2 separate regions of the Homo sapiens genome follow, and region 2 is linked to region 1. A link is an interaction called in ENCODE POLR2A ChIA-PET data of the cell type or tissue named here. Cell type or tissue: PC-9. All regions are shown on one strand. Each heading gives the region's core, and the rest is flanking DNA. Links, peaks and the distances in the headings are about the cores only.

Region 1 (5,611 bases), core at 1,001-5,000:
CTAAGTCAGCCTTACTCACTTATACACAGGCCCTGGTTTCCATGTGATAGTGATTCTAATATAAGCTGACCTATCATAGCATTGATCCTTCCTCTGCTTCTCTCCATAGGCAGGAGTGTGTAACACCAAGTACAGTAGTCACAATACCTACCTCCTTTCCCCCCCCGATTTGGTTGAGCAGTGAACAAGTCTCAGAGTTAAAAACATTTTTCCTTGCAATGTTTACCCTGACTTTCTCCTGCTTTACCTATTACCTCTTGAATGAAGTATCTACTGCTATATAACAAGTTATCTCAAATTCAGCAGCTGAAGATAGTAATCAAGATTTATTGTGTCATTCATTTTCCGTGAGTCGGTTTCTGTAACCCCATAGCCTTTAGGGCTGCAATGCCTATGGCACTAAAAGTCTTGTTATTTGTTTGAGGGGGGAATGTCCCATTTCACTTGGCACATTTCACACCCTTTCCATGTTCACCAAGTAGCACCTGGGGACAGGCAGAGACCCCATTTAGACTTTCAGTTCAGGAGCAGCTTTAGCTGAGGAGCCAGGCTTGTTAGCATTTCAGAGGTGTAGCAGCCTGCCTTGGCCAGGGCAGTGCTACTCCATTGCCAGGATTCTTTTTTTTTTTTCTTTGAGACGGAGTTTCACTTTTGTTGTCCGGGCTGGAGTGCAATGGTGTGATCTTGGCTCACTGCAACCTCTGCCTCCCGGGTTCAAGCGATTCTCCTGCCTGAGCTTCCTGAGTAGCTGGGATTACAGGCATGTGCCGCGAAGCCCAGCTAATTTTGTATTTTTAGTAGAGACGGGGTTTCTCCATGTTGGTCAGGCTGGTCTCGAAATCCCGACCTCAGGTGATCCACCTGCCTCGGCCTGGCAAAGTGCTGGGATTACAGGCGTGAACCACCGCGCCCGGCTGCCAGGGATTCTTAAGACTGTGGTAGACCTCAACCCCAGCCTCGCCTTTGCTACCTGTTCCCAGGTACTGCTTAAACCAAAACCTACTGAAAAGGCAAGTGGGTGACTAGCGTATGCAGGGCTTAGATTTTTGGATTAGGAAAGTGACACTTTCTTTAAGTAAAGACACAACTCTTGGGCTTTCCTGAGGTCAGCAAGGTGTAGGATGGAAGGTGAATTTTAGGAAAGAAGTTGGGTAATGTAGAACCATTCCTACTTTCCCCCCAGGGCCCTAAAGAATGTATACCTATAAGAAATCTGGCTGAGATTTAAGGCAGGGCCTGTGGCCAGTAATATTTACCTTCTAGACAAAGATAACTCACTCATTTGAGGAATTTGGTCGCTACTTTTACTTCATTAGCACCAAGGACTGAGCTAACTGGATCTCCCTTAAGCATCTGTGGCCTCAGAATTTTTTCTCAGGTTCATTAAACTGAAAACGCCCACCACCCCCCTTCCTTTTTTGTTCCCCTCTTGGCAGTTTTCATTTTCTCCAAATGGAAGTTTATAGATATGCAGCTCAGCATTTAGCTGATGTTTCTCTTGGTTGCAGAGCTATTAGAAATAGACTTTTTTCCTCACACAGTGACTATTCTTTTCCCAACATTCTCATATCACTATAGAAGACAGCTCCGGGGGAGAGAGGAGTTGCCAAGCCTTAAGGCCCGAATAACTGGGAATCTGGCAAATTTCCTGGACTATGATGTCCCCTGGCCTGGGAGAAGTGCCAGCAGCGGGGGTGTCAGGGAGAGGCACTGTGCTGTGTGCATGTGCGTGTCAGAGCTCCTGAGCCCTGAAGGAGCATGAGTTCGATTCTGGGATGCTTTCAGTTATTAAAAGCATTATTGCTTTTGACCTTCTCATCCCTCTCTCCATGTGCAGAGTTTTGGTCAGTCTCAGTGGAACATAAAAACTGGTAAGAAAAAGTTTAATTGAAGCAGGTTTTTGAAGCCAAAGGAAAAGATATAAGTTCCACAAGAGCTGTGGCCATTATAGCTGTTTCTGTGGAAAGACTTGGGGCTTGTTCACCTATATGAAGCTTCCTAAGGGACGTCTATCTCCCAGTGCCCTGCCGTGGGGACTAGATGGGCCTGGGTCGATAGAAGGGAGGATGGAAGGAAGGCAAGCTCGTTTCCTGATCAGTAGGAACCAAAAAACCAGGGAGAGTAGATTGTGTTATGTAAAATGAGTCCCTCTGCTTTCTGGGAACATGTGGGGTTCATTTAGGTAATTACCAGCTCAGACTGGGTGGCATAATAATCATCTTTACTTGTTTTTATTTATTTATTTTTTTAGACCGAGTCTTGCTCTATTGCCCAACATGGAGTGTGGTGGCGTGATCTCGGCTCACTGCAACCTCTGCCTCCCTGGTTCAAGCAACTCTCCTGCCTCAGCCTCCCGAGTAGCTGGGATTACAGGTGTGCGCCACCACGCCCGGCTAATTTTTGTGTTTTTACTAGAGACAGGGTTTCGCCATGTTGGCCAGGCTGGTCTAGAACTCCTGACCTCAGGTGATCCGCCCACCTTGGCCTTCCGAAGTACTGAGATTACAGGCATGAGCTACCGCGCCCGGCCATCTTTACCTCTTTTATCCTCTGTCTTTCTCCATTTCCTTTGCCTTACCATTCTTTCATTGCCTTTTATCTCCATTTTATCTTCAGATTCCCTGAAATTCTTCCTTCCCAGGTCATCTAATCAGAATACCCACCTGGTCAGCATTCTGGGCGCCCTGCCGGGACTCCAGATCTCTTGGGAAAGACCATTATTTTTCTTTTTAATTCTGACTTTAAAATTAGCAAGTGCTCAAAACTGCCTTAGTAAAGAAGGAGTTTGAGGAACTAAAAAGTTGGCTCACTGCGGTAGTCTGGGAAATTGTGCAGGCACGTACCTTTGAGAAGCTCTGTGGAGCCCAAGGTGAGGTAGCTGGGAGCCTTGTGACGTCGAAGGGTGTGATCTTGAGTTCACTTTGCTTTAGTCTCATGAATGTGGCCTGCCACTGACTGGGTGATGTGGAATGGCTGCTACGAACAGCACTGGAAGGGTGTGGGTTTTTCAATAAATAACCCCATAGCCTTTAGGGTTGCAGTGCCTATGGCATTAAAAGGCTTGTTATTTGTTCGAGGGAGGAATGTCCCACTCTACTCGGCACATTCACACCCTTTCCATGTTCACCAACCAGCACCTGGGGACAGGCAGAGACCCTACTAAGACTTTTAATCCTGCTGTCCACAGGCCCGTTTTAATACAGCATTTTAGAAGCATGAGCAGTGGCCAGAACCTGGCCTCATGGAACGTGAGCTCCATTGTGCTCAGGTGCCCGAGAATGCAGCAATTGCTCAGTTTCCTGTGATTCATCTCAGATCATCACTGGCACCAACAGGGATTCTGGTCCCACCCTTGGCTGGTGCCCCACTTGGCAGATTTCCCAGGCTGGGAGCACTCTTTGAGCTTTCAGCAGGTCTGCCTGGAGGCTTTTTGCTCTGTGGTTTCCTCCTGGAAGTAGTAATTTTTACTGGGTACCAGAAGCATGCAGTAAAGTTCCACCATGACTGTAATATGTAACTGTGAATGGATGGAGGAGGGAATGAACGAATGGGCGAATGAATGAATGAATGAATATAGACTAGAGGCTAGCAGGCTTCCTGCTTAAGTGAAATCACTGCTCCTCGGTGCTTCTTTGTGTTCAACACAGTGTGCTTGGCATCAGAAACCATGGGGCAGTGAGATTGGGGTTTGGCATCTTCTTTTCTCACATTATCTGTCAATCACCATGTTTTGACTCAGTTTACTCTAATGCTGCTGTGCCTACCGTATCAAAGTCTGAGATTTTCACTTTTTTTTTCCTATGTAGTGAACACTAGCTGCAGTTTTGTTTTCATACCTGGACAGAGCATAAATCCTGCCATGAACACAGCAAAGATCATTCAGAAAGTGAAGAGGAAGGAGAAACAACGGTTCATGTTAAACTTGAGATGCTAATCTTGAAATGCCACCCGTTCTCTTCTGATTAGATTACATGCAGAATAAAACATGCAGGCAATCTCAAACCTCTCCTCTCAGACGTTTCTGATTCTTATTGTGTGCCTCTCTGGGAAGATACAGATAGCATCGAATAATCTCTCTGAGGGAATTAGTTGCTGTTTCCTCTTTCCTGTTTTGAACAAATTTTCTTTAATGCATTGTGTGAGTACACATGTAGAACATATTCTTTGACATCACATAAATATTTACACAATATTTAAAACTCACTGTCATGAAGTATTTATTTCACTTGCAAACATTATCATCTATTGTTCTATGGAAAATTACAAAATAAAAGGCACGGCTGCTTTGATTTTTAGTACCTGGTTTTGTTTGTTTTGTTTTCTTTCCATTGACCTTGCATATTTACCAGTGAATTTATAAAGTCAAAACAGAGCATTATTGAAAGGGAAAATTAAGTAGACTCCCCAGAGATTGAGAGGTAAAGTTTGCACCCTAGCTTCTGTGAGGAGCACCTCCCAGTCATAATCACTGTACTCTGGACTATCATGGCAATTTCTTGCTTTGTTAGCAGAGACCTGTCTATTAAGGACCAAATCCAGAATATCTGAGAACAAAATTGAGGGAGTAGCCATGGGTTATCCCTTTGTGCCTAGAACATTGCCTGGAATCCAGTGTCCACATGATAAACATTTTTAGGATGAATAGCTTATTATATACCCTTGCAGAAATTTTCCATCCACAGTCTTGCTTATATGCGTTTGAGTGTATTCTTTTTTTCTCATTTTATACAAATAAATACACACTATCGACATGTTTCTTAGTTTTCTTTTTCTGCTTAGTTTCTTGGTGGGCTTAGCATAGCTGCTTTGTTAAACCGCTGCATTACGTTCCATTATGTGGGTGTGCCATGACTTAATCAGTCCCCCTCAGCTTTCTTTTCTAAGTATCTAGGTGAGAGCAAGGGCAGATGTGTGGGGAGGTGGGTGATCAGCAGCTGACAGGAAACTTCTACACACACAGTTGGGTACAAGTGGGACTAGGCTATTTTGCCATCCTTGGGAGGCGTGGATGGCTGGGCCAGGGTGGGAAATCCCAAACTGACATTTACTGTTGGCTGCATGGCCTTTCACAAGACAGTTATTTAACCTCTTTGTGCCAAAAGTAATGCCTTGTGATATTAGAGGAAGTATGTAAGATGCTTACATATTGCATGAATATGTAATGTTGATACTTCATAGATGTGTAACATGACCGCAGGTGCCTGTGATGCTCCCACAAACGTGTGCGTGAGATACTATCTCGCACGTGTGTGATGCTCTGTCACACATGTGAGGTACTACCTTGCACGCATGCGGGATACTGTCGTGTGTGTCAGATAGTAGTACCTCATACACTTAAGGTGCTTGGAATCATGCTCAGCATCTGGCAGGGGTCCCATAAATGCTAGCTGACATCTTTCAGCTTTTGAATAGGCAGGGTTTGACAGTTATTTAGACCAAAATACCAGGATAGTTGAATTGTTTTCTTTGTGTTGTAAAATTACCTTGAAGACTATAATCACTCTTTACCTGGATTCCAAGATAAGCCTCCTGATGAGCTGACCCCCACCCCAACCCCAGGGTTTTCCTCAATCTAGTCCCATTTCTGCTTTTTTCTAGAGTTAAGTCAGTG
Region 2 (5,611 bases), core at 1,048-5,047, 230 kb after region 1:
GGCCTTGCAGGGAAGGGCCACTCAGCTTTGCATGGCATGGAAGGGCTGGGAGCTTGGGGGGCTTGGGTTCCAGGACAGTCCTGAAGCAGTCTTCTTCATTTCTCAACATGAGTGTCAAGTCATGGGAATTGTTTATAAAGTGGTTTGATGGTTTTTGTAGGGGGCACAATCTTTGAGAGCTCAACCCACCCCTTCAATAAAGACACCCTTGTCTCTGTGTATGATGGCAGAGTTCATGTTTTACTGCTTACTTTCCCCAGTTGGATCAGGTCAGTGCTGCCGGAGGGTTGAGATCAGACCAAGCTCAGCTTTGGAACCCCCGTGCAAGGTGAACAATTATACGTGCCACTGCCTCTCAGGCCTTATGTACATTGGAGCAGGAGGCCACCCATTGGCTGCTTTGGGAGGCTCTGAAAAGGCTGACTTCCAGGAAACCAAATGCAGAATCCACCATTCATGCTTCCTTCTTTAGGTTATTAATAACTTAAATAATCTTCTTTGTTTCAGACATTATACTAAGTATGTCACATAAATTAGCTTATTTAAACCTCACCAAAATCACATGAAGTAGATACTCTAATTATCCCCCATTTTATAGTTGAGGAAATTGCGTCTCAGAAATTATATCGCTTATTTAATCCTTACAACTTCATAAAGCTGTTGTTATTTGTATGTCAGTTCTACAGTTAAGGAAACTGAACATTGCTCAGTTCACAGACCTAGTGACAGGCCAGATCTGGCTGAACCCCAGAGACCATACAAAAAGTACTTGCACACAGGATAGATGATACACAGAACTAACTATTCATGCACTCATTCATTCATTCACTTATTCCACAAATTTTCGTGGAGTTCCCACTAAATTTAAGCCATCTATCTAGACATCAGTGAACAAAGACGAAAATCCTTGCCCTTACACAAGGCAAGGATGTTGGCAGATAATAAGAAACTGTAAACACGACCACTAAGTAAATTACATAATGTGTTAGAAGGTCCAGGCTGCCCCTGACATTTAAGGAGTAGTATAAATGGACCAAAAGGCTAAATATTTTTAAAGTTATAAAGCAGGGTATTGTTAAGTAAAATACATCCTAGCTTTGTCCCTTGACAAATACATTTTCTTAACAACCTGAAAGGCCAGGTTTGAATTTGGAATAGGGCTCCTTGGAGTCCTGGCTCCCAGGAACACGGCTGCCTGGGGAAAGCTGGCCCTGCTTGTGGGCTGCTCCTTCTCTTCCCACTCCAAGCTGTGTCTCACACCAGTAGGACACCCCAGTCATCATGTCCAGATTCCATCCACACTCCTTGGCCAAGGGTGCACGTGCTGGGGGTTGGGTCACCCTGGGAGGATGGGCCCAAGGACAAAGTCTGTGCAGACTCTGACAGCAAACTCTGGACCATGAGTTTGCTCATGGCAGGGAATTCTACATCCTAGGTACCCAGAGGTAGTCTAGCAGCAGGGCTGCTGGCTGCAGCTGCTGGCTCCTTGGCCCTTGGAAAGGGGGAGCAGCTAGGGAAGGGATCCCTCTAAATTGCAGGGCCTGGGCAGAGCCCCTCCTGCCTGGATCTAGGACTGTCCTGAGAAGGTGGCATATGCTATGGAGAAAAGAAAGAAAACGCCGAAGAGATCACAACGTGGGATGAAGTCGTTGTGATTTTCCCTAGGGCTGAACTATATTTATATGTAATTAAAAGAATGAATGAATGAATAAACCAATGTACAGTCATTCAGGGCTCCCAGAAGCATCCCAGAGAGAAGACTGTTAGGATGAGGGGTGGGAACCGGCCTGCTGAGATTCACTCAGCCTTCCTCTTCCTGCTGGGACCAAATCAAATAAATAGACCCTCCCAAGGACCCTTCTTTGGCATTTGATCCCATCTGGGTGGTGGTTTTTCCTGGAGCAGAACAATGTTGTGATCATAGAATTATCGGCCACCCTCAGCTCTGAGTTCCCAGGGCTCCAGCAGAGCATGGTTTTCTGAGAGCACTTCCCCCAGGAATACATTCACCCAGGGACAGCAGGCCTGGCTCTGCCTTCACCCCAGATCTTTACGTGTGCATGCATAGAGACATTTTCACATTATTTCCGGATTTCCTAAATCTACCTCACTCCTACTTTATTGTCCTGAGAAAGGCAGGAAGGCGAGGAGGAGAGAACAAGGAGAGACTCAGGTAGGAGGAGAAAGTCTACAAGGGCAGAGTCCGAGGCAGGCTCAGCTGTGTCCAGCTGTTCCCTGCTCAGATGAGAGCGGGCCTCAGGCGGCCTCTGTTCTGGGCGGTTGTCAAGTCACTCGGTGCCTCCAGCAATTCAGCTGCTCCAAAGAGGCACCACTCCAAAGGGAAAGGTGAGGGCCCATCTTAATGGACGCTGTCCACCCAGAGGCAAGGGTGGTGACACAAAAGACAGCAGGCCAAGGGCCAGATGGAATCTGAGCAAGGCTGGGCTGGCGGGCCCTCCCCGCCCTCCCCTCCAGCCTTCCCGTCTAGGCCAGCTCCTCCGCACCTGGACCCACCATGGGGATGGGAGCTGTGGGCCTCATCTGGCCAACACCTTCTTAAAAATTGTGGTCCGTGTTAATGACCTTCGTAAATGGCCTTACTTTCTACCCACTCTCTCCCACCTGTGCAGGGGGCTATTAATCTGCACTCTATGTTGATGCTGGGGGTTGGGGGTCCTAGGTGATCCCTGGCCGGGGCAGAGGAACTGACAGAGTCTAGCATGGTGGGGATAATGGGGACCAAAGTCAAGGCATGTGGGGCCAATCAGGAAATTCCATCCTCTCCCGATCCTCTTTGCACTCACCACCCAAAGAGGCAATACAGGAGAGCCAGAGCTGGGCAAGTGAGGGGCTGGGGACCAGCATGTGCCTGTAGGGTCGTAGAGAAGGCAGGAGCAAGGGCTTGGGGAGGGGCAGCAGCACCAGCCTAGGGCCTTCACTTTGGCGGAAGTGGAGCTGATTGCCTTGTTTGGGGAACAGATGTGCCTCTGGACCCTTCTCCCCCTGCACTCAGTTGGAAGGAAGGAGACTGGCTTCCACTGGTGCCTGGGAGGGGCTTATTTGGACCCCATTCTAGAAATGAAGGCTCTGAGGTTCAGAGAGGCCAGGAATTTGTCCAAGCAACATACCCAGCCTCAGGGACAGATGAGCAGTCAAGCCTGTGATTTGAATCTGGGTCTGGGTGGCGCCAAAGACCCGGCTCTTTCAACATGCTTCTGGTCACCATGCCAACATAGGTCCTGCATACTTTTTGCTTTTCCTCTCCAGAGAACTTTCACCTCCATGTGAAATACACACAATTGTTTGAGGTATGATTATGCTGGTGTTGCTCCCTCTAAGGGCTCTGGATGTGAACACAAAGGCACAGCCAGGAAACAGGCTGAGGTGTCCAGGGGTTCTTGCTCTCCTTTCCCACTCGTCTCTGTGGGCCACCTCCTACCAGAGCCCTGAGAGCTTGTCCTCAAGTCCAACAAAGCCTCTGCCCCAAGACACCCTGCCCACCATCAAAAAAAGAAACCATCCTTATGGACTGTTCTAAGCCGGAAGCTGAGTTTTCAGTTCACTGGAAAACAGGAAATGCCTCCAAGGGCCTGAAGTCTTTTTAGTGGCTGTGCCCTTCATGCAAGGGCTGTCTCCCAGGCCAGCTGCTGAGGACAGCCCTAGAACCAGGGCTATGACAACTCCAGCCCGGAGAGCCAGTTCCTTGGTGCCACACCTGAGCCCCCTCTACCCCTGGAGAAGGAGCTGACCCCTCCATCCTCTGCTCAGGACAGTGGACCTTTTGTACTAAGGCAAGAAGGCTTGGGATGTCAGGGATGCTGCGCGACGCACCAGAGAGGTTGATTAGCATTGCAAGAAACAAACAGTGGCCATGGACTGACACCACCCCAACCTAAGGCTGGCCTCTTACTCCAGCCAGATTGACTTCTAAACCCCATCAGAGACAGGCTGAGCCTCAACAATGACTGACTTCCCCATCCTAGCTACAGGCCGACCCTCTAACCTTGACCTTGTCAGAAACCAACTTTTAATCACAGGAACCTAACCCTGGCCACAGACCAAACCTAAAAATTTGTCAGCCTCCTCATTCATTCTCAATCATTGATTGAGCTGCTACTGAGCCCAGCACCACCCACGCAGCCCCTGCAGCCTCGGGTGGGGGTGGCAGGCCCCTCATATGAAGCTCTAATCTGAGGCTGGTTGTGAGTGGGGATGGGGGAGGAGAGCAGAAGTTTTGTTTGAGACCTGATCTTATCTCTGTCTTGCTACGTGACCTTGGGCTGGTCACATCATCTCCTGGGCTGGGCTCTCCATTTGTTCTTCCACAGTGGGGTGACAGGCCTAGATGGTCTCCATGTCCCTATCCTCATGGCACCATGTCAGTAGGGGAAAGCCAGGAGTGATCTAGAATGGAGGTATCATGGTCAGGATTGATGTTACTCTTGGAAGTAGGAAGATATAAGAGATCAGGAACTTCTGCTTTTGCATAGTAATTAATAGGGGTTAAAGGAATTCCTCCATTTGAATGTTGTTTTCCTGGTTCTGCCACAGCCTCTGGAACCCTGACTGGATGCCATTGATTCTCCTTCCTGCCTCAGCTTTTCCATCTGTAAAAAGAGGTGTGACATCAGCAGTTCAGGAATTTGGAAGGATGGACAGATGGGCCTGTGTGAACATGAACATCTGCAAATTCAGACAGAAGACTTCAACTGGAAGACAAAGTCAGATTCTGACTATGTATGTTGCTCATCCCAAAGACAGGAGCAATAGGATAATTTGCAGTGACGGCCCTCCAAGGCCCAGTGCATGAGTTGTAGGGTTGCAGTTTAATTCCCCAGACAGCACCAGGATGGGGGTGGGCAGGGTGTGGGTTGGCTGAGGAGGGGACAGACTCTACCTGGAACCTCCCATGATCTGCCATCATGTCCCCGAGTAGCTGCACACTGCCTGAAATTCCACTCTCAGGGAGCAGCAATGCGATGTGCAGGCACCGTCCTGACCTGGGACTGGAAATGCACCCTATCACCTGTTAGTGCTCACCTGCACAGGGCCTCATCCCTATACCAGTCCTCTTCCTCCTCTCAGCTGAGAGCAGGACAGTGAAAGAAGAGGCAGATACGGACTTGATAAAATCCATAAGAGCAGTTGAAGAGGGATAGTTCTAGAGTAGCAGTTCTCAAAGTGAGGTCTGGGAACTCCTGGGCATCCCTAAGACCCTCTCATGAATATATTAGTTGTCCAATGCTGTGGAAGAAATTACTCAAAAGCACAGCAGCTTAAAACAACGAATATTTATCTGCAAGTATCTCACAGGCAGTCAGGAATCTGGGCAGGCTTAACGGATGCCTCAAGGTCCCTCACAGGCTACATTCAAGAGTTCAGCTGAGGCTGCAGTCTCATCTGAAGGATCTACTAGGGGAAGATGTCCTTCCAAACGCATTGCCGTGGTTGTTGGCAGGATTCAGTTCCTCGCTGGATATGGGCCAGAGGTCTCCTTCAGTTCCAAAAAGCCAGTCTTATTGTAATGTAATCGTCAAAGTGATATCTCACCACTTTTGCCATATGTATTCCTTAGAACCAAATCACTAGGTCCAGCCCACATAGGAGGGGA

The links. ChIA-PET counts read pairs that join two places held together with the same protein. Peaks named below come from ENCODE experiments on the same cell type or tissue, not always from the same donor. Only the 100,000 strongest peaks of a DNase experiment are listed, where the experiment ranks them.
Region 2: POLR2A ChIA-PET joins it to region 1 with 6 read pairs; 2 of 35 experiments call an interaction of 5 or more read pairs at or near these places.

Annotation. Positions count from the first base shown.
Region 1 is chr2:45,961,079-45,966,689 of GRCh38, forward strand. All of the region lies in intron 2 of PRKCE (protein kinase C epsilon), which reads left to right. It overlaps LOC124907761 (a long non-coding RNA gene), which reads left to right. Exons shown (of 2, transcript XR_007086305.1): 1 at 1-2,373; 2 at 3,807-4,751. Among named protein-coding and RNA genes, the nearest start is that of PRKCE-AS1, 290 kb to the left of the region's middle. RefSeq lists an enhancer at 2,356-3,555 and a silencer at 3,172-3,466. In PC-9, for the core only: no CTCF peak of the experiment used is centred there; DNase peaks (open chromatin) are centred at 1,253, 2,943 and 3,363; H3K27ac peaks cover 1,105 bases.
Region 2 is chr2:46,193,722-46,199,332 of GRCh38, forward strand. No RefSeq gene overlaps it. Among named protein-coding and RNA genes, the nearest start is that of EPAS1, 100 kb to the right of the region's middle. In PC-9, for the core only: no CTCF peak of the experiment used is centred there; no DNase peak of the experiment used is centred there.